Regions from separate parts of the Homo sapiens genome. Here regions 2 and 3 are each linked to region 1. Evidence: chromatin loops called from intact Hi-C (ENCODE). Cell type or tissue: PC-3. All regions are shown on one strand. Region 1 overlaps ARHGEF38 (Rho guanine nucleotide exchange factor 38). Region 2 holds the start of ARHGEF38 (Rho guanine nucleotide exchange factor 38). Region 3 has its middle 31 kb from the start of ARHGEF38.

What was found. Peaks named below come from ENCODE experiments on the same cell type or tissue, not always from the same donor. Only the 100,000 strongest peaks of a DNase experiment are listed, where the experiment ranks them.
Region 2: it touches region 1 in a loop (4-fold over the local background); 3 of 110 quality-filtered maps call a loop at or near these places.
Region 3: a loop joins it to region 1, with 5 times the contacts of the local background. A loop is called at or near these places in 5 of 110 quality-filtered maps.

Annotation. Positions count from the first base shown.
Region 1 is chr4:105,627,586-105,635,585 of GRCh38, reverse strand. ARHGEF38 (Rho guanine nucleotide exchange factor 38) reads right to left here. Exons shown (of 14, transcript NM_001242729.2): 4 at 4,541-4,688. Among named protein-coding and RNA genes, the nearest start is that of ARHGEF38-IT1, 70 kb to the right of the region's middle. RefSeq lists an enhancer at 2,505-2,574. In PC-3, CTCF peaks have their summits at 3,158 and 3,374 (motif pointing right); a DNase peak (open chromatin) is centred at 2,155; H3K4me3 peaks cover 309 bases; H3K27ac peaks cover 2,440 bases.
Region 2 is chr4:105,549,090-105,557,089 of GRCh38, reverse strand. It overlaps ARHGEF38 (Rho guanine nucleotide exchange factor 38), which reads right to left and starts at 4,470. Exons shown (of 14, transcript NM_001242729.2): 1 at 4,129-4,470. The coding sequence starts at 4,324. It overlaps LOC105377352 (a long non-coding RNA gene), which reads left to right and starts at 4,806. Exons shown (of 5, transcript NR_188418.1): 1 at 4,806-4,897. RefSeq lists enhancers at 212-761, 1,313-1,862. In PC-3, no CTCF peak of the experiment used is centred here; DNase peaks (open chromatin) are centred at 4,689 and 6,289; H3K4me3 peaks cover 2,520 bases; H3K27ac peaks cover 3,799 bases.
Region 3 is chr4:105,517,382-105,525,381 of GRCh38, reverse strand. No RefSeq gene overlaps it. Among named protein-coding and RNA genes, the nearest start is that of ARHGEF38, 31 kb to the left of the region's middle. In PC-3, a CTCF peak has its summit at 4,368 (motif pointing left); a DNase peak (open chromatin) is centred at 4,351.

The DNA.
Region 1 (8,000 bases):
GAATAAAAATAAAAATGCAATTTTTCATGCAAACCAATAAGTGAATAATGTGATCATTTAGGAATCAAAACACATACATTGAAGTTGAAAGAGAAGGTTATTCTTTTAACTCCTACAGAAAACATGGGGTTTTTTTTTCTATTTCATTTATTTTAGCCAAGTAAAACCTAAATATCATAACATAAATTAAACATTGTGTTTATGTAGTATAACGCTTTATGAAAGGGAATCTGAGAGATTTTCCAGTAGGATAAAACAACAATCTGTGGAGTAGTGGCACTATATTATAACATCTTTTTATTTGTTCATCATTTTTAAAAAAATCTCTTTTAGGCTGAAACTTTGCAGAAGCTAATCCCAACCAAGGGCAATTCAGGAAGGAAGAATTTAAAATGTGTCCATTTACCCTTTTATGGGATAAAGTAATTTAATATATTTATCACTATACCTCCTACCCTCATGAACACATTATACTTTGACTCACAATTAACAAGTTTTTATGTGACTATTCCTTAAGGATTATAGTCTTTGTTCAAACATGATGCCATATAACAAGGAACTGAAGGGCTTTCCAAAAGTGATTTTAATTTTTACTTGGAACACTCCATTAGAATAATGAGTATAAAATGTGGTGAACAAATTGAAATGTATTCCTTTGGATTTTGCATTGCATGAGCTTTTAGCTTCCTCCCTGAATGGAGAAGCTCCAGGAGTAATGTGAGCAGCCAAAGTGCCCAGATGACTAGAAGTTAGAAGTTTTCCTCCTGGGGATGATGGCCTTGATTAGCAAGAAGAAAAATACAGATACATTTATAACAACTAGACATGAAGCTAGAAATGTGTCTTCCATCCATCAAAAACTTAGAAAATCCCCTTCATTCTCTTTCTATTACAAAATAAACAGATCTCTGGGGCCTCTGAAATGCAGCAGGGACTTTAGTGGTATTTATAAATGGAAAAGCAGAAAAAGGAGGCAACAGACAGGCTATTCTAATTATAGCTACATTTGCATTTATAGCCACGCTATCTTTCACATTCCTCATACAGATCAGAAACCTTAAATAACCCCAAGAAGGCTAAGTAATAAGATCTTTAGCAAATAACTTCCATAACTTTGGAGACTATTTTAATACAGTATTTCACACAATCTTAGGGGTCACTAATTTGACTGTCAAAACTTTTTGTTGAATAAATAAAAACTTGCTAATTTCCAATTTGTAGGCTATAGATGCAGATGTGTATTTGCTTTTGGAGAGCCTTAGAATCTTTTCTTTTTGAAGGTCTCCAAACTCTGTAGTTACTGCTTAGATTGTATCTATATTGATGAAAAAACCCACCTGCTTCAGGGAAAGCAGCAAGTATGATTTCTCCCACTAATTTAGTTCTTAACTTGAGTGTGTATGGAAAATCACCTGAGGTGGCTTGTTAAAAGAGCAGACCCTGAACTGGACCACCAGAAATAGTATTTTTTTTTGGTCTGAGGCAGAGCATAGGAATCTGTACTTTTAATACACCATCCTGGTGGATCTGGCGCAAGGGAACTCCACACAGAAAAACACTGCCCTCACGTTATGAAAGGATTCAACATTATTCTCTCTTTTGAAAGATAATTGGCTTCAAAGAATAATTGAAAGTTAGAAACTTGGGTCTTTTACAGAACCAGGTAATATCTCTACTACTCTTTTGGGAATTAGTCTTGAACTGCAGCCACTGTGAAAGCTTCTGGTGTTATTTAAATTAATTCTTGTATTGTTATTAAACTTTCCACATGGTTTTGTTTATCTCCTCAACTAGGGTTTGTGTTCCTGAGAGGCAAGAACTATGCTTATATATTTTTAAAAAATATTTTCAACATTATTTAGCACTCTTATTAAATATTTATTAGGCCCTCAATAAACATACTGTAATTTTGGTTAAAAAGCAGCCTAAATTGCTTTAAAATCCACCTTAACTTCTGAGGCATGAAGCCACCTCTCTCGTGGATATTGCTTCGAACAAAGATTTCCAATATCCCCTTGCACAGGATAAAATGGAGGCCACACCTAGTATTCATTAGAAATTGGCAACTGCACTTGGGCTGTGTTATCTAGCCACAAGGAAAAGGCAGAGTGACAGTAATAGCTTTGACTGATTACTTGGCCAGGAAAACCAAGCCCTTAGGGTGTTCCAGACTCTCTTTGGCCTATAAACCTGTTTGAAAACCTGTTTCTCAGAATTTAAAGGTTAGCTCGATTGAGGTCAGTATTATAGTAATGTCAATAATTCTACTGCCCTCAGCCTTCAGGCAGACCAGTACAATCCATCATTAACTTTATTTTCATGGAAAGGCAACTTTTGGGAAAATAGCTCTAACTTCAGCTATTTTATTTGATTTTCTTTCCCTTAAGAAATAGTTGTGCCAATACTGCTTCTTTTGGCTTTTTTGCTTTCTAAACCTTAACACCTTCCAGTGCCTGCAACTGTTACCTAAAATCAGAATAGCTCTAAACTCAAAATTTGGGGCATGGCCAGGGGAATTACCTGAAACTTGCAGAAAAAGACCAAATAAGCCATTGGGTCTGAAAATAATTTTCAGTAACTGAGACTTCATGAGGTTCTAAAATCACCTCTGCCTTTAGCTGCTTTGTGGGGATATGATACTGGGCTATACTGCCTAGTGGAATCTTCTGGCAGGGTCTGTTTCTTTCTCTTAAAAGTTAAAAGTTTAATGAATAGTAAACTGATGTTCTTTCCTCTCTGAACAGACTGCTCCACTTCTGGTGAACAGTTAGAAGCGCATGCCTAAAGTAGAGGCACCACATTCTTTTCAGGCAAGGACCTCCATCCCCAGGGCTGGCATTGGGTGGGGTTTGATCAAAGGTGCTAAATGTTCACTTTCTGTGACATTTCTCACGCTTAGTTCTAGAACCCGAAGAAGGAAAATGGCTCCAGCTTTTATTGGATCAGATCTTGCCACTTGTTTAAGGTAGGAAAGGTGTTCATTCAAACCCAGGATAACACCATTTCCTTTTTTTTCCCAAAGAATAAAACAGCTGAACATTTAGAGGACTGTGCTTCTAATATATGAATTTATTAAAATGAACACAACTTCAAATTTGAATGTTTCTCTGAATTGATATACTAACACTGAACCTAAACTGAAAATAGAAATAATTAACTAGAGCTACTTGCTCATTACATCTTATATTTAAGACTTAACTGATCATATTGAGTTCCTTAGGGCAGAATCTAAGTCTTATTTACTTTTGTATACTTAGCCCCCAGAACTACGCTTGACACAGCACAAACACTAAATAAATGCTTAAGATTTGGTGACTTGAATTCTTTTCCATAGCATGAAGAATGGTTTAAAACTGCAGTAATTTAATGACCAGTAGACGGCAATAAAGTTGAAATTTTATTTATTTAAAAAAAAAATTCACTGGGCTCATTTTAAACTCACTTTCAGACCCAATTCTAGCCGGGAAACGCCTCCTCCAGAGTAGTATCATGATTTCAATTTAGTGCAGCTAAAAACCTCTTGTACCACGTTAGGATCCCCATCCCCATCCCCGTTGGGGATCCCTCTTTCCCCTATCACACAGAGTAAACGGGGGAGGTGTGCTACAGGATCAGACGGGTGTACATTGACTTATACACCACAGCTCTCTGTGGTTGTTTAATTCCTGGTCTAATCAAAATTATTTGACAGTGGATACTACTTACAAGTGAGAGTCTGTAAGAGAGCCACTGGGTAAGATGTGGAGTATGGTAGTGATTTTGGCTTTAAGCTTCATGTGATAGGAAACTGCATATTCAGAAAGATACCAATTCCATTTAAAAGAATCAATCCAAACACATACCCACATTTATACATATAAATAATATCAGAAGAAAATGATTATTAAGAAGAAAGGGGCTAATAGTGAAATAGCAAGGGGTTTTTATCTTACACATACTTTGTTATATTTTTCAGATTTTCACAGTGAATAGATACTTCCTCTAGAAAAGAAAAAGTACATTGTGTAGCTCCCCCACCAATGTTTTAGGGATGAGAAAGGAAGGCATGAGTAATTGTTCTGAAACTAACTTTAACAAGGCCTGACTTGTCTTCACCCATCTCCCCACAGTGAGTTTGGGGAAAGAAGACGGCCATGCAGAGTTGTAGGCCATTCCCCTAACTCCATTAACCCATGTGCTCCAGTGGTCATGGGGCCACGTGTTATCTCACATAATCCTTGAACTACGTGGGGCCAGGCAAGTTACAATAGCTTTAAGAAGAGGCTTTTCTTCCACATTTTATATTTTGATATTGCATTTTTCAATCGCTGCAGAGCTCTAAATCTTCTTCCATGTTATTTTTAGTCATTCTCGCAGGGGGAAAAAAAGTCAATCAGGGCTTCTGGCATGTCAGCTTTTTATAAAGGGAATGCAAAGCAGAGCTCCCAGCAAGTCTCATAAAACATAGGATTTATGTGAGACCTTTCATCTACATCCATTTAAAATGTTCCCTGCTAGGCAACTGAGAGGAGATGGGAATCATCATTTGAAAAGGCCTTACTTTAAGGACTGGATACAGTGGCTCAAATGTTCCTTCAGCTCTTCTTCCTTTTCATAGGACTCCAGTATACTATGTGCTTCATCATGGTGATAGCAGTAGATTTTATAAATATCTTCCAGTGGCCCTTTAATCTGCAAGAATACTTCTCCTGATAAATGCAAAACAAAGGCAAAATGACATCATCAGACAAAGCTGGCACTTCACATGATTATTTTCAACAATGTCGACTCGTGTCAAAAACTTGGATGGGATCTACTTTATCCCCAGGTTATTCAGGGAGGGTGGAAAACATTGAGTGATTTTTTTTTCCTTTTCTTTCCTTTTTCCTTCTCTCCCTGCTTTCCTTCTTTGCTCCTTCTCTTTTTCTGTCTTTTCTTTTTTTTCTTTTATAAAACAAAGGATGAACAAGTTATCAGAGATGGGCAGCAAAAGAAAGCTGGTTTTCTCAAAGGCAACTTTACACACAAGGTTGATGTGCAGAATTGCGGTTAAGAGTTGCAGTGTGGCCAGGTGCAGTGGCTCACGCCTATAATCCCAGCACTTTGGGAGGCTGAGGTGGGTGGATCACGAGGTCAGGAGTTTGAGACCAGCCTGGCCAATATGGTGAAACCCCGTCTCTACTAAAAATACAAAAATCAGCTTGGTGTCAGGCGACCTGTAGCCCCAGCTACTCGGGAGGCTGAGGCAGGAGAATCGCTTGAACCCGGGAGGCAGAGGTTGCAGCGAGCTGAGATTGCACCACTGCACTCCAGCCTGGGTGACAGAGCAAGACTCTATCTCAAAAAAAAAAAAAAAAGAGTTGCAGTTTAGAGTTGGTGTGCACGGATTTGAGTCAGGCTGTGCTACAGACTGGCACTTTGACTTGAGCAAGTTATTTTTACTCTTTAAACCTGATGACACCAATAGATTCAATTTTAGAGAGTCATTGTAAAAAGTAAAAGAGGTGGTATTTGTAAAGTTCATAGTATAGTAAATACATATGAAATACTCAAAATGAAGCAATTTTTTGTTAATTTATAAGAGACACAGAAGGTGAAATTTCAAGTGCTGGGTAAGTATTTTTCAATATTTACTCCACTAATATTTCCTGAGGCTCTCTGAAAGGCAAGCAATGGAGTTTAGAGAAATAAAATATTTCCTTCTATGTGATAATAAAATAGATCATTATTTTAAAAATCAGTTTAATACCATGAACAAAGGTTATGACTGTATCTTCGTAAAGCAACTTAGACTAATTGTATCCAGGCATTTAATGAATCCTTTTTGGTATTATGATGAAATAGGGTCTATAACTGGTGACTAAATTAGATATTGGACGATAGTTTGATTTGATCCACACTTCATTACTTAAAGATAAGTATTATGCATCCACTACTCAACCCAACACTATAGAAATTATTTGGCAGATATCCAAGCAATATGTGACAGGGTCAGCTCTCAAAACATTGCAGATTTGAGACTAATAATGATTTGGTGGCTGAATTAATTGGGATGGCTGAATAGATTGACAGTGATCTGGACCTATTAATCTGGACCTATTATAGTTAACAGGAGTAAGTCATTCTTTCCACAGAAATAAAAGTGCCCTTAGTATTTTCAACATGTTTTTCACACATTAACTTCCTACTTGCATGAAGAGATAAAAGGTTATTTATCCATATTAATTCAGGATGAATAAATCTGAATTTGAAACAAATAAATGATTTTCCCGAAGTCCTGTCTAGAGGTGGAAAGGCAGAATTAGAGGCTGTATTCTTATTTTTTCCCTGGATTTTAGCACATACCCCTCCCCAGCCACCCAATTCAGAGCTTTGCTGAGCACTGTATGAGGTGATGCACTTGGAAAGAACACTAAACTTGAAATCAGAAACAATTTAGGGTTTGTGTGGGGAATTTGAGAATGACTTTTTAAAATTTTAGTAGCTTTTAGGGTACTAGTCGTTTTTGGTTACATGGATGAATTATACAATCGGAGAATGATTTTTTTTAAAATAAATTATTTGAGTCTTAGTGCCTTCATTTTATTTGCAAAATAAAAATAATAGTAGCCATTGAGATTCATTTGAGAATGAAATGGGGTGATAGATATAAAAAGTGCCCGCCACTGACTAGTTGCTCAAGAATTGTCATTTGTCTCTTAAGGTTGCTTTGCTACCTCTAGAATTAAAACACTAACACTTTTAAAGTATCACATTCTTTTCTAATTTATTTACAGCCAATAAAATATTTTTCCTTTTCATGATGTGGGATTTTCCTGTGATTATATGCTTATAGTTAGACTCTGAGGTAATGTGAGATAATGTGCACACATGTGAGTGTGTGTGTGTTTGTGTGCATGTGTGTGTGTGTTTTAAGATTTTTGTTTGTTTGTTTTAGTAGTGCTTTCTGGGGGCCTATAAGAAAACTCAATAACTGTGAGCATCTTTGGAGCTGAAGGACACAGGATTCTTGTTTTGTTTCTGATATCCTATAGAGTTCATCCTTCAACTAGTGTAGGTCATATGGATTTGTTCTTCAACACTGATAACAACACAAACAGTAAGAGCTATCAAGTAGAGGAAAGAAAACAAAATAGAACCGTGACTGAATTTAGGGAAGGGAGCCTCCCAGTAGCAGAACCAGGTAGCAAATGGGAACTAGTGGCTTTGGCTGGGAGGGCCCAGAAGTGGGACTGGTGACAGGCTTAGATCACAGACTTAGCTGGACGCTCAGCAGCAAGTCAACAACAGTGGACCTGCATACACACAGCCCAACACAAGATGAAGCTGTAAATAAGTGTGCTTACTACAAAGAAGCTAAAAGCAGAGACCAAAAAAGGAAAGAGGTAAGGACAATCTCACAAATCCACAAGGTGATCAAATTAGAAAGTCAAAAAACAAAGAAGAGCTAAAACACTTATCTTTATACACAATGAACCCATTAATTGTAAATTCTCTTGCATTTTCTTTAACAGGAGTGGTGTAGTTTGAAAGAATTTATAGCTCTTACTTTAACAGAAGAATCTTTTTTTTTTTTACTCTTTTCCAAGTAAAATTCTGTTGAGGCTCTAATAATAATTATTAAAGTTAAAAGATATTTAAGTACTCTAATTGAAAGTCATTTATTCCCCCAAAGGCCAAGTACAACACTGGCAGGCAGAATATTTTATTCCCCTCCCAGCCCTACCAATGTATTCTGCTTCATAATAGTGCAGATGAAGCAGTGTGTCTTGCAGCAAAAAGTGATTCTGTTTCCACGGTAACATAACTCTCGGCTGCATTTCTTTAGTGGTGAAGGACAACCGCTCTGTCTAATGTATGTGGGTTTGAGGGGATGATTAGGAGCAGAGGAGGGACTAAGCCAAGACCATTGAAGGTAATTTCACTTGTGGTTGCCTGTCACAAAGGCACCAGAATCCTGTAAAATAAATAAAACTAGTGTGCTCTTCTTTTTAAAAATTCTACAACCCAAGAATTTCTGC
Region 2 (8,000 bases), 78 kb after region 1:
AAATTTCTTGTATTTAGGTAATTTCTATGGCTCCCAGTAGAATGGAAATGAGGAATTGAGCTAGTGGAAGTTAAGATGGCTCTTGTCACTAATAGAAGAGGAATTTTTGAAATATGGTTGTTGTGTGCTCTGAAAGGTCGAGTTGGGAATGAAACAGGCTTCCACTAAGAATTACTTATTATATAAATTCTGTACATTTTAATCTCTGATGTTCATTTAACTGAAGAATCATCTTTCTGATAGAAACATGTGTCCTCACATATTTAGATAAATACAATGGCTCTTATTTCAGGCCATGGTGTCTTTCTTCACACCAGTTTCCTGCTTGGGCCTGATCATTCAAGTCATTCACTCTATTTAACAGTTACTGAGTGTTTACTGTATTCTGGGCTGCTGAGATGCAACAGTTAACAAGACAGATAGGGTTTCTTTCATGGTGTATGAGCGGGGAGGGAGAGAAAAGGGAGGGGAACAACAGTCAATAACAGGTGATAAACAAGGAAACAAAAACCATTTCAGACAGAGCTAAATACAGTGAAGAGGTTAAAATGCCATTCTCTTACCTGTACCTTCCCTCATCCCTACCCTTACCATTTCTTAGAGACACCATTTTCTGACAACCTCCTTCATGCAGTCCTGAATAGACCGTTTCCTCCTTTTGTGGACCCACTGATCCTACCTCCACTTCTATCATGCCACTTTATTGTATTTATTTGTTTACCTGTCTTATCTTTCCCAACCAGACTTTGAGCCTCTTTGGAGTAAAGGTCAGACATGTTTTCTTGATGATTTTGTAGTTGTAATTCCTGGCACATATTCTGTTTTTGCTGTTCATTGTAACCCTCAAGACACAGCATCTAAAACATTCAATAAATGTCAATTTACCAAATGTGTATGATTTTACAATTTGTATTCTTTCCAATGTATCAAGGGCCTTGAGAAAAATTAATTTCAAAGAACAAGGTATAACATATTCAATAAATGCTAGTCAACTGAATTAATCTGTTCAAGGAGTAAGGGAGCCTAAGGGTGGCCTTTCTATTATTATACAACTCCAGGCTTAGTAGGAATGACTATGTTGATGTGATCACAATCTTCTGCAAAGGTTTTAGGATGTCCTGGTTAGAGCCATGTTCTATCGTTTTAATTCAGCCAGTGTACCATTTTTAAAATTGTTATTACAACTTAAGTTTCATGCTACTAAAGTGATGTGAGAAATTGAATTGAACAGATAGACTAGGTATCATGAGTTAAAAGACAAGCTCAAGAGCACCAAAGAAAAATCTTACATTTTACGGAACCCAGAGAACTTGCTTCCCCAGAGAGTTAGAGCAGTGAATTTTACTCAGGTAATATAGCATTGAAGGACAACCAATTAAATAACTAATTAAATAACCAGCTAAATAATTTGAGGAATGTGGTGTTGCCAGAAATTCCAGTATTTGAAAGCACTCTTTGACCTCACAAGAGCTTTAGGCCATCTATCTGAGGGCTCTAACCAGTCCAGGTGTTTATTCAGTGCCTCCCAGGGACCACCAGTTCCAAGAAAGGGAGAGGAAAATCTCTCGGCATTTGAATAATAAAGAGCTTCTTAAGGTGATTTAGGACTCATCTGCATAATAATGGGTATCGTACAGGCCAGAGAACAAACGCACAGAACTGATTGCTTTGAACATTAATGAGAAAATGCCTTCCCTTGTCGCCTTCCCTGTTCTAGTCGAACCATGCTAAAAGCTCTATTAGGCGTTCGATAATCAGACTTGGATTCTTTTAAGGGTTACGTTTTTAAGATGTTACTTCTCAGGAGGCCAGCCTATCTTTATGGCTTATGTGCTCCTCTATACTTCTTGGTGATTTTTCTCAAGCACAGACTAGAAGCATGTATTAACTGCTGAGTTTTGCCTTCCACCTTCAAAGAATCCAACAGAGCACAGGAAAGCCACAAATCAAATGAAGTGCGTAAGAAGTCTGAGGTCTTCTGCAAAGTAACCAACCCATGTCTGCTCTCTTGTGTGGTCATAGACTTATTTTTTTAGGAAAATTTAGTAAGCAAAAATTTGTGAATAGCAAAAATTATTTTCTGTTTTTATTTTGCTAATGGAGACTCTGATAGATGCTGAATTAGTGAAACTCAGACAGAAAAAACATGTCATTAGGGATAAAGCAATGGGCTTTTCCTGAATTTCTAGATGTGGTCTCTTTATCAAAGGACAAAAAAGAATTGAAAAAGAGAAATAAGGTATACAAACTTCGATTAATATTGGGCAAGTTCTGTTTTATCATTATGGTACCCATTATTCCTAAAATTTATCAGCCAGTATACTAGATGTTTTGTAATTATCTAATTTCAATCTCCCAACAACACTATGTGGCAAGTATCATTAGTCCCACTTTCACAGACAGGAAAATTGAGGCTCAGATATTTCAAGTAATTTGCTCAAGTTCTAATTGGTAGTAAGTTGAAGAACCAGGTTTAGAAACTAAATGTGTATGATTTTAAATTCTCATGGTACATATTCATCATGGAATACTACACAGCCAGAAGAAAGAACAAAATCATGTCCTTTACAGCAACATGGATACAACCGGAGGCCATTATCCTAAGCAAATTAATGCTGGAACAGCAAACCAAATACTGCATGTTCTCACTTATGAGTGAGAGCTAAACATTAGACATACATGGACATAAAGGTGGCAACAATAGATACTGGAGACTACTGGAGTGGCGAGAAACGGACAGAGGCAAGGGCTGAAAAACCACCTACTGGGTACTATGCTCAGTACCCAGGTGATGAGATCATTTGTACCCCAAATCGCAGCATCACACAAAATACGCAAGTAACAAACACACATATATACCCCCTGAATCTAAAATAAAAGTTGAAATTTTAAGACATCCATTCTTTCCAATGTATCTATTGCTTGGAGAAAAATTAATTTCAAAGATTAAACAATGCTCTCCCTCATTTTAAAAAAAAAGTATTTGAGGATAAGATTGATGCTGTGCTTTAGTGCTGAACTACTGGTAATTTTTTTTTTATTTTTACACATTAACTTATAGTAATAATTTTTAGATTTAATTTAAATGCATTTAATTTAACTTATTTAACTTAATTAATTTGCATAACTAAATCTAAGCTCATATTTGTGGAAAGAGATTTGTTAAATATAAGCATGTCCTATCGGTCTTTCTGACCTCATCACAGTTTTTAAATCCAAAACGACAGCTCACAGTGGGATGATGAGAGTTCAGACACACCTTGTGCTAAAAGCAGGAGAGGCAAGTTCTGGAGGACCACATAACAAGTACCGAAGAAAAGACTTAAAATGCTGCCCAATATCAACATCAAAATGAAATTTTACTAGAACAAATGACCTTCAGGAAACAGGAGAGAAAGAAAGGATAGATAGGACAGGATATAGATTAAGGCCCTGAAACAAATGATGTGCTATCATAACTGTGCCAAATTATCTTTGTACCATCACAAAATAAACTGAAGTTATTTCCTCAAATGTCATTCAAAATAAGCATGCTAAACATTTCTTACCATATTTGAGTATTATTCAATTTACTCAAAGGAAATAATCACCTAAGTGAATTTCAGCAAATCTTTTTATACCGTCTCTCTGACTATAACATTCCTTCTTTGTCACAGACACGATTATAGTTTCATGCCCCTATTTAAGATAACCACAATCATAGTTCAGTACCATTACCTAGATATATCTCATGGTGTAATATCACATATCTACCCATTGAGATAAACAATCTTTTGTAGGTTTCTAACTCATTTGCTTTCCAGTGTTTCCCACTTCTTAAGTTGGGTAGAGAAGGGAGAAGAAAAGAGGAAGTTAGAAGAAAAATGATTACCCTCACCAGGAAAAAAAAAAGAAAAACACAGCAATATTAAGAGTAATTCGGAATTGACTCTTTAACATTGAATCACGTAATAAATTTTTTTCCCTATAATTTATAGGTCACATTTACTTTCATCTTCTTATTTTGTGGGAAGGAGAGGTGGTATTCAATTTTCCCCTCTGCCTTGTGTGTTTTCTTTGCAATTGGAAACGTAGCAGAAATGGAGCTGGGAGTGCAGTAACTGGGACAATTGATTTCTTTTTGGTTACCTTGTAATTTCTGGTTGTATTCGGTCCTGTCAGATTGGCTCCTCCTCAAGGTGCCAGAGTGGTCCCCAGAAACACTGCTCTCAACCACAGTGTCAGTCTTCCTTCTCTCCAGCATATAGAGTCTAGACCTCAAGAAGGCCAGATTCTTTTTCTTGGTGACCATGTTTTCTTTCCCAGTGGCTTCTTTGGGCTCCATATTAGGCAAAGACAAGCTTTGGAGGCTTGCAGGCAATGGCTGATTGCTAAGGTGCCTCAGGGTGAGGGTTAAAGCTACTAGAGTGACGAGTTTATCTGCTCCCTTCTAACTAAACCGCTTCACTCCAGGGTTACCTGGCTGTGACTGCCACCACCTCTACGAAGTCCCAGAGCTCCACCCACATGAGGTCATTCTTTTTTAAACCTAGAATCCAACAGGGGAAGCTGCCACCTGTTACCTGAGAGACTTGCAGCACAGAGCTAGGCAAAGCAGGGACTGTGCTGTCACATGCTACTGAAGCAAACAAAAATCCTATTGTATGGGGTGAGGGGTGGGGAAAAAGGAAAATGAACAAGGTGAGGCAGTGAGGAAGGAAGTACACGTTAGCATAACCCGCCGTTTATGGGTTTAATGTGTGCCCATGGGTGTGTGCAGGTGCACTCAGGGCACTGTGTTGTGGTCTGCTGCCTGGAGGCAGACCAGGGCTTGTGCGTGGCTTTTGGCTAGAGTTACTCACAGGTGACCCACGGAGTCAGTGCAGGGGCTATGAGAATTTGCATTTGCATCAAAACGGTGAGTACAGAATCATTTTCAGTGATTACTGTGCACACTCAAAGTTATGCTTCTGCCTTTAAGCGTTGAACATTCAGCAATTATTTACTGAAAACATACTTGCCAAACCCTGATCCGCATTCCTGAGGAAATAAGGATTCACATGTGAGAGTCATCTGGCAGCAGGCAGAAGAAGTGGAGGGGAATGCCCATAGAAGCCTAGAGCCTTTTCAGATTTCTCACTCTCCACAGGCTGCCCTTGCCTGAAATTAATCCTTCCATGGTCCCACCCTGTCCTTTTATGTTTTGGTCCTTAGGAAAATAAGCCCCGTGTCAGGGTTCAGTTTCTATAAGATCTTTTCCCTGTCCCTTTCATAGACGGAGTGCCAGAAAAGGGCATCCCACCTTGGGAATTTAAGGAGAGGAAAAATGTTTGAAACTGAAGGGGCACTACACTTCTAGAAAGTAGAAAGGATAGGGCAGGGATTAAAAGAGAGAAAGGCAGACAGTGATAGGCCTTTCATTAATTTTTTTGAAGTTGTTTTTCCTCATATTTCCTGAGATCTCTCAAGGGAAAAATTCTAAGAAGCTCTGGGAATGTGCTGAGTGCTCTGTATGCCTTCGTTAAAGAAAAGAAAGACCCTAAGGAGGAAAATGGATTCTCTCCTATTGTAAAGGGACCACCAAAATCCAGCTCTGTGCTGACCAGTCTGAATCTTGCATAACTTCTGTTGGAAAAGATTTATAAATGAGGAGAAAGATGTAAAAGTCATTTCCCAGCTCAGGATGTGTGTGCTCAATATAGTTTGCATAATTATCTTAAAAGATAAATGACACATCTTCACCCACTATGGAGACATCTATATATAGCTTGGCGTATTGAATGGCTTTTATTTAATATAATTGATAGTCTTTTTTGAATAAATCCTCCCAAGTACATTTAATAAATACTTTTAAAGGCTTATTTACCTCTAAAATATAAAAGGAATTTTTTGGATTTATGTCAAAATGCCTCAATTGTGTTCGAATATTATATATGTATGAATGTATGTATGCATATACACACTTATTTATATTCACCTGGTAACCACCAGGGATTTATTTAGATACGGTATCACTGAAAAAAAAAGTTCAATTAAAACTACAGGACTTAATGGGTAACATGAGGTTTAGGACAGAGCACTCAGAAACTTTGTCAATGGACCATAAAAATCAGATCAAGACCTAATAAAAATGGTAGCAAGAATTTACACATGATAAATGCTTAAGAAATGCATAAATACTACAGCAAATATAACCCTTTATCTTGAAAAAGACACGGCATTTGCTTGTGGAAATGGGCCTCAGAAAGGTCACAGCTTAAGGGTTGTGAAATGGCAGAAGAAGCATTATTTGAAATCGGGGGAAATTTATTACACCAGATGTGGATGGGTGTGGCTCATAACTCAGGCAGTGAACTGAGGTCACTGGTAAGGTTTGAGGATTGTACCTGTGTGAGTTTTGTGTATTCTTATGTGGCTCAGGTCATCTGGGTAGTTTTCTGCATTCGACTAGTGTTTCAAGTAGACAAAATCACACACAAACAAATGCGAAATTGTGTTATGTTCAAACAATTCCCTAATATGTCAATCTTGTTGGAACAAATTTGTATTTTCAAAACAAGTGTTATAGCAGAACTTATTGTAATAGCTTCATTATACAACCCTGTATTGTTTAACAACAAGGATACATTCTAAGAAAAGCATCATTAGACAATTTTGTCATTGTGTGAACATTATGGAATATATTTTCTTTAAACGTAGCTTCATTATACCATCCTGTATTGTTTAACAACAAGGATACATTCTGAGGAAAGCATTATTAGGCAATTTTGTCATTGTGTGAACATCATGAAATGCATTTACGCACACCTAAATGGTATAGCCTACTACATGTCTAGGCTATATGGTACCGCCTATTGCTCCTGGGCTATAAACCTGTTACTGTACTGAGTACCATAGGCTATTGTAATGCAATGGTAAGTATTTGTATCTCTAAACGTATTTAAACATAGAAAAGTACAGTAAAAGTATGGTATTATAATATTATGAGACCACTATTGTATATGTAGTCCATCTTTGACTGAAACATCATTATACAGCACCTGACTATGTTTTTTATTTTCACCAGTTATTAAGATACATAACAGCTACTATGAGTTCAGTGGTAAATACATATTTTATTTATTCACATTATTTTGAATGTAAAATTTAAGAATGATAGATAAATTCTCTCAGAACAATCTTCTATTCAATCAGGGAATCAGGCAGACACTGTTGGTTGCTTACTTGGTCTTCATTTTTACCGCCTCCTACCCCCATGCTATTCTTTGCCAACAGAACCCTTCTCTTGTTCAAGGCAGCATTAGTCTTAGCCAATCAACGATAATCTTTTTTCCTATTTTTTTTCTATCTCCCTTTCTCTTAGGGTTGGCCATGTAACCCCGGTCCTGGCAAATAGGACCTTTATAATAGTCTGAAAGAATAAGGGGTGGATTATTGATCCTGGGAAAGCTTTTGGTTCTCCAATAAAAGGGGCAGTCTCATCTGGCTTCAACCTTCCCCCTTCTTCTAGACTGATCACAGGGGTAATGCACGGAGCAGTCACAGCCCTCCTGTGTCCATGAGAAAAGACCAAGAGATCCATGGGCTCTGATACCATTGACCTATGGAACCAACATCAGTAGTCATTCACCTTTAGACTTGTTATGAGGGTCAAATAAATCTCCCCTCCCTAAGCTATTGTTAATTGGAGTTCTTGTTGCGAATACAGTTCTAGTGGATTTAACAGATGGTGCTTAATTTACATACAGATTCACAGTTCTCTTGCTTATCTCCTTGACATTTCTTAAGCCAGTGTGTTTAGAATCCCTAGCATAAAACATGACTTAATGACTTAGTTTTGCTAGAAATGAGAACAGCCAGGTCAAAGAGATTTTGAGTGCTTTAACACTGGGGCATCTTTCTAGAGCATCAATGAGACTGGAGAAGCAAGGCCTCTAAGCAAAGGTATAAAAATGCTTTAATACAGAAGGTTGATATTACTTAAATAAATAAAATATTGATATTAAGACATTTAAATGTAT
Region 3 (8,000 bases), 110 kb after region 1:
TAAGGACAGAACCAGAAAAGTACTGAGCAGTTTCACTTATGAACATAAATGAAAAATTCTCAAATAAAATATTAGAAAATAAATGTCACCAGTATATAACATAACACGTCATGACCAAGTAGTGTTTTCTGAGGAATAAAGTGATATTTCAACATCAAGAAATTATCAATATAGTCCACCTCATTAACATACGAAAAGGAGAAAAAGCAAAAAAAAGTTAATCAATGCAGAAAACGTATTTATTGCACTACTCATTTATGCTAAATTATTATTATTATTTATTTATTTATATATATATTTTTGAGACGGAGTCTCGCTCTATTGCCCAGGCTGGAGTGCAGTGGTGCTATCTCCGCTCACTGCAAGCTCCACCTCCCAGGTTCACGCCATTCTCCTGCCTCAGCCTCCCAAGTAGCTGGGACTACAGGCGCCTGCCACCATGCCCGGCTAATTTTTTGTGCTAAATTATTTTTTAGAAACCAGAATTAGAAGAAAACTTCTTTAACTTACTTGAAAAGGTATTTACCAAAAACTCCACAAACACCTTAATTAATGGTAAAATTTTATAAGCATTTTCTTTAATATAAAGAACATCAGAAAAATTATCCAAAACTTAGAATTGGGCAAAAAAGAATACCAGGTGTTCTTTCGGCACAGTTCTGGGTTTGCACCTTTAGTTAATTTTTCTATTGACCGTGCTGTTTTACAGTCTGTAAATACAGAGATTAACTTGCAGATATTTGTCTAGTACAGATGAAAATAATTTCTCTTTAGTGAAAGATACAACCTCAAAGTAAGGTTTATTGCTCTGTAGGGTATTAACCAGTTTTGTATTTAACCCAGCAATCTTATCCTAAAGTTCCTTTATTAAATTGCCTATATTTACTGCCTTAGCTCTAAAGGATTTTGTGTGTGTGTGTGTGTGTGTGTGTGTGTGTGTGTGTGTGTGTTTGAGACAGGGTCTGGCTGTGTCGCCCAGGCTGGAGTGCAGTGGCACCCTCACGACTCACTGCAGCCTCAACCTGCCAGGCTCAGGCTGATCCTCCCACCTCAGCTTTCCTAGTAGCTGGGACTACAGGCGCACACTACCACACCCAGCTAATTTTTGTATTTTTTGTAGAGATGAGTTTTTACCATGTTGCCCAGGCTGGTCTCAAATTCCCGGACTCAATTCAGGATCCGCCTGCCTTGGCTTCTTAAAGTGTTGAGATAATAGACATGAGCCACTGCGACGGGCCTGAAGTATTTTTTGAACTCATTTTAACATGTTCTTGGTTCTCCCATTAATTAATCAATTGAACAAAATCCTTGACACATACCCATTTTATATTTGCATGAGTCATGATTTTACCTTTTGTCAAGTACACTTAAACAAGAACAAGTGAAAGATATCTGTTAACACTGCTTCAATTCATCATATAATAAAAGACCTAAATAAAGTAAAATAAATAAGATGTGTGTGTAAGGATTAGAATAGAAGAGAAATAAAGTTGTGACCGTCAGATGATATGGTTGTCTACATAGAAAATCTAAGAATTTAAAAGACAACCATTAAAGCAATTAAGATAATTCAGCTAACTTGCTGAATACAAGGCCAATATAAAAGAATTGATAGCTTGCCTAAGAACTTAGCAACGATGGTCATAAAAAGTAACTTGAAAAGATACAATTTACAAAACCAACAACAACCAAAAATGTACCTAGGAATAAATCTAATAGAAGGTGTTCACAATCTTTTTGGAAAAAAGTACAAAATTTTATTGAAAGATATGACAGAAGACCTAACTAAATTACAAGACATATTATACCCATAAATAGAAATATTCAATACCAGAAAAGTGTCTATTTTCTGAACTAATCTGTAAATTAAATGAAATTTCATTAAAATCCCAGCAATATATTTTTATGGAAATTGATTGTTTTAAAAAAGTTATATAGGAGAGTAAAGTATTGTGAATAGTTAAGACCATTTTAAAGACTTGTCTTACCATATATCAACAGGATACCATAATATTTACAGGACAATGTGATATTGGTTCATAGACAAATAGATAAGTGGAATAGAATAGGAAGCCCAGAAACAGAGGGAAGTGTACAAGAAATGTGGTGTATCGTAGAGAAAGCTTTACAAATTAACAGAGGAAAGGGTGGGCGCGGTGGCTGCTGTACTATAGCCTGGGCGACAGAGCAAGACCCTTTCTCAAAAACAAATAAACAAACAAAAAAACAAATTAACGGAGAAAAGTGTTGATGTGATTGATTTATTATATGAAAAAGATTTCCCTGATTTACACCTTAAGCAAAATAAATTTCATATGGATTAAAGATTTAAATGTGAAAAATGAAACTTAAAATTTTTAGATTAAAAAATGAGAATACTTTTACTATATTGGGGTAGGGAAGGATGTTTTAACTAAACCCCCCAAAAAGAAAAGACTATTTTGTAGTGAACTTCTAATAGTAAAAGTTTAAGTCATCATAAACATAACTGTAAGATAATTGTCAGACAGGGAAAAGTAATTCACAACATAAAAAAGAGATTTATATCAAATATATGATGAATTATTACAGACAAATTAGAAAAATGATTTAGAAGTCAACCACACCCCCTCTACCCCAAATAGGCAATGGATATGAGCAGGCAAATCACAAAAATAGAAAGCGTAATGATGAGTAAGTACCTAACAGGATAATAATGTCACTAGTAATCTGGGCAAAAAAAAAATGAAAATGAAGAATCATTTCATACCTATCAGATTAGTGAGATGTAAAAATTAATAATACCAAGTATTAAGCAGTGATGTGGACCAGTGATTACTTTTTTAGATTGTGGTGGAAGTATAAATTGGTGCAACCACTTTGGAAAGCAATTTTGTAATACACAAAAATTTCAAAATTTGCAGCCGTTTTTTGAAACAAGAGAGTTTGGCAATATCCAGTATATTTGATAATGTGCATATCCTATGACCATCAATTTCTTGCTTAGTCCTATTATTGTAGAAAAGCTCTCATCAGATACATAAAGATGTCCATTTGATGCATTGTTTGTAATAGTGAAAACTAGAACCAATGCAAATCTCCACTAACAGGTAACTGAAAACGTTAGACATGGTATCTTCCTATGATGCAAAACAACACAGCATTTAAAATGAATAAGCAAAAGCCATGTGAATTTACATTGATAAATGTCAGGAACACATAGGTTGACTGTATAAAATAAGTTTCCAAGTATTAAGTAGAGTATAATTCCATTTGCACATATTTTGGAAACCAGACAAAACAATATTATTTTAAAAATCTAGCCAGCCTATATGGCAGATAACGATAATATTTGGTTTTGGATTCAAAGAGAGGGAACTAGGATTGGGGTGTCCAACTTGATATGCAGTGTAAACATTTATTCATTGTTGGTGTTTCATGCATGCCTCTATGTGCTTTTCTGTATTTATAGTTTTAAAAGAAAACAAATGAATTAAGGAAAATAGTGCATAATAAACGGAAGTTAAGAAATCAAATACACAGCCATAAAAAAAAGAACAAAATCATGTCCTTTGCAGCAACATGAATGCAGCTGGAGGCCATTATTCTAAGTAAATTTATTCAGAAATAGAAAATTAAATACTGCATGTTCTCACTTATAAGTGAAAGCTAAACACTGGGTATACATGGACACGAATATGGAAACAATAGATACTGGGTACTCCAAAAGTAAGGAGGGAGCCAGGTAAGTGTTGAAAAACCTTGGATACTATGTTCCATACTTGTGTGATGGGATCATTACAAGCCCAGACCTCAAAGCATTGTGCAATATACCCATGTAACAAACCTGCACATGTACCTCCTAAATCTGCAAAAACAAAAACAAAAAAACAGTAACAATTCTATCATATAGTAACATTACAAAAAAGAAATCAAATAGCATAATGCTCCTTGATGGCATAGTTTCTTCTCAGACTTTTGGCAAATAGCTAAGGTATCTAGATTCCATTGGACATTGTATTGGGTGTATGGATTGTCTACGAGATAGATACAATTCTGGCTGAAACTCTGAAGAGAACACAGACAAGTTAAATGATAATCACAATAGCATAAAAAGAAAAAGTCAACATGAAGAAGTATACAGCATTAATGCAGTTATATAAGAGAACCACTGTATTGAGTAGAATGCCTCTGGATGTAACAGAAACTAGCTTAAACAATTATAGGAATTTATTGGTTTGAATAACTGGCAAGTTTAAAGATAGATCAGGATAGGTTTGATTCAACAGCTAAAAATCATCATCCACTAGCAAATTTCTTTCCCCTTCTAAATTCTCCAATCCATGGGGGTCAGCTCAGTAAGGATCTACTGTTGGCTCCCTCTTGTGGTGTCGGGTGATTACCAAATTATCACAGTTACATGTTTTTCCTGTGCATGACCAGGGAGAGAGACAAGAGAGGCTGTTTTGGAAGAAATAAGTACAATTCTTTCTTTAGCAGCCTCCAGCAGATTTTTTTCCCAAAGCCTTGATACTGCTGTATTCCCAACACTGGGCAAAGTGAAGACTCTTAATTAAGATCTGCTCAATTGACCTGCATCTCCACCTATGATCAGCTCATAAAACACTCAGCGGAATATCAAAAAGCCCAATGTTTGTAAGGAACAAAATGCTTTTGTCTTTATAAATATTACCAAATATTTATTAATATTTAGTTCACCTGTTTTCGAAATTTGCAGCATTTTTCTTCTGAAAGTATTGTCTTGAGTTCTCAGATGTCGTTTTTTAATACAGTCAGCCCTTTGTATCTGCGTGTTCCATGTCCACGAATTCAACTAACCATGAATAAAAACTATTGGAAAAAAATACAACAAAAAATTTAAAAATATTTTCAAAACCAATTTAGAATAACAACTATTTACAGAATATTTACATTGTACTAGGTATTATAAGTAATCTAGAGATGATTTAATGTATACAGATGGATATGTTCAGATTACTTGCAAATACTATGTCATTTTATACCAGGGACTTGAGCATAATTAGATTTTGGCATCTACGCTGTTTCTGGAAGGAATCCTCTGTGGATCTTGAGGGACAACTGTTTTTCTCTATTCTGAAAGTTATAATCACAAATTATAGAATACGTAACTATGTTACTTAGTATGTATAATGTTGTGCTGGGCGTGGTGGCTCACGCCTGTAATCCCAGCACTTTGGGAAGCCAAGGCGGGCGGCTCCTGAGGTCAGGAGTTTGAGACCAGCCTGACCAATATGGAGAAACCCCATCTCCACTAAAAATACAAAAATTAGCTGGGCATGGTGGCACGTGCCTGTAATCTCAGCTACTTGGGAGGCTGAGGCAGCAGAATCGCTTGAACCCGGGAGGAGGAGCTTGCAGTGAGCCGAGATCACGCCACTGCACTCCAGCCTGGGCCACAGAGCGAGACTCCGTCTCAAACAAACAAACAAACAAACAAAAAACATCATTAGCCGGGTGTGGTGGCGCATGCCTGTAATCCCAGCTACTCGGGAGGCTGAGGCAGGGGAATCGCTTGAACCCGGGAGACGGAGGTTGCGGTGAGCGAGATCGCTGCACTCCAGTCTGGGCAACAAGAGCCAAACTCCGTCTTAAAAGAAAAAAAGAAAAAGAAATGTATAATGATGTAACAGGAAATAAGTGTGTAAGAATGATTATTTTTATCTTGAATATAAAATCATAACTAAGGAACAATAAAAGAGTAAAAAGTAGGGGTAAATATGGATAAATAATTCGTAAATTGATAAAATTCTACATAGCCTTGATATAAAAACCAGAAACTATAAAAAAAGATAAATTCAGCTATCTCCGAAATTAAAATAGAGTACATAAAACTATACTCTAAAGAAGGTGGATATAGAAACAATGAACTAGGAATTAATATTCATAATACACGTGATTTATGGGTTAATTGCTGTAAATTATAAGAAATATTACAATATAAAATAACTACAGGAAATAAAAATGGCAAGAGTCATAAAACATAATCCACAGAAAAATGCAAATAACTAACAAATATGTGAAAAGATGCTACATCTGACTACTAATGAAAAAATATAAATTCAAGCAGTGAGATATTTTTCTTAGAAAATATTAAAACGATGAGCCTAGTGATGAAAACATTCCATTCTAGTGTAAACATTACATTCTACAATGCAAGTTAGCATAACTTTATGGAAAGCAGTTTGGAAATATCTATTTAAAATAAAATTACATTCAAAATTAAAATATTGATGATTTTCAAGTCAAAAATTCTATTTCTAAGAATTTTTCCTGAGAAAAAGTTGCACAAATGCAGAAAGATTTATCTACGTAAGTAGTCATTGCAACTCTGTTTTCATAGCAAAAATTAGAAACCACTCAATTGTTCATCAATTGTGAGCCAATTAAAAAACATACCTATCTATGGAAATTACACAATTATTAAAATAATAAGTTATATCTATACCTGCTGACAAAGAAAGATAACTACCGAAATGATAAAAGTTGCCAAACTATATACTACCTGATCACATTTTTTTAAAATACATCATCTAGGTATTTGAATGTGTATTTTAAAAACTCAGAAGAATGTACATCATAGGAAAATCTGTAATTATCTCTTGGGGGTGGGATTATGAAAAAGTAACACTTTTTATGTAAACATTCTACGTTGTTTAAATATTTTACAATGGGCATGTAACACTTTTGTTACCAGAAGGATATCTAATTTTACATATTTGAATGTATAATTTTTATATTATAATGTTTTCTATTATATTATAAATATAATTTTTACAACTTCTAAATGAAGGGGTAAAAGCAATAGAAATGGAATATTGAAGTATGATGATTATTTTGAGATGGTGAATGGCAGGAGACCATGACATTCTAGGGAGCTTATAACATCAGCACTTGGTACAGCACATTTTGCTTTGTAGGTACAAAAATGCTTACTGATGATTCTCAAAATGTATAAAAGATCATCGCCAATCAGCTTCTGAGGTTTTCTCTGATTATTAACAGTGATCCATTTTGCTTTTATAAAGTAAAATGTTCTATCTAATGATAGTTATAGCAGACAGCCAAAACTACCTGGCTATGAAAAAAAAACTTCCCTTCTCTTTGTCCTATTTTATCATTTATTTACTAAGTAAGGCTAAGGATCTAAAGATAAGTAATAGTGAATATGCCTTTAAGGAACTTGAATTCCAATGAGAAGCCAACCCAATAATAAAGAAACAGAAGATAGGTATTAATACATTGAAATAAAGTGATAGTTAAGTCAGAGTTGAAATAGGATTCTGTGCTTAGAAATTAAGCTGGTCTCCCTGTATTTAATGGTAGATATTACATTTTACTTTTAGGTAGATTTTTACTCTGTGATAAAATACGTAAGATACTCTGTGATAAAATATATAAGTTAGGGTGAATATAGTTTGGGAAATTGGCATTTGGGATGCTTCATGGAGAGCTCAGAAAGACAATATTGTACAGCAAGAGTCCCCAAGCTTTTTACAGTCCCCAGCCTTTTTGGTACCAAGGACTGGTTTCACGGAAGACAGTTTTTCCATGGACTAGGACAGAGAGATGGTTTTGAGTTATTCAAGTGCACTTGGTTATTCAAGTGCATTATATTTATAGTACACTTTATTTCTATTATTACTACATTGTAATATATAATGAAATAATTATACAACTCACCATCTTGTGGAATCGGTGGGATCCCTGAGCTTGTTTTCTTGCAACTAGATGGTCCCATCTAGGGGTGGTGGGAGATAGTGACAGATCATCAGGCATTAGATTATCATAAAGAACATGCAACCTGGATCCTTTGCATGCACAGTTCATAATAGGGTCTGTGCTCCTATGAGAGGCTAATGCCACCACTGATCTTACAGGTGGTGGAGTTCAGGCCCTAATGTGAGCAATGAGGAGTGGTTGCAAATACAGATGAAGTTACTCACCCACCACTCACCTCCTGCTGTGTGGCCTGGTTCTAA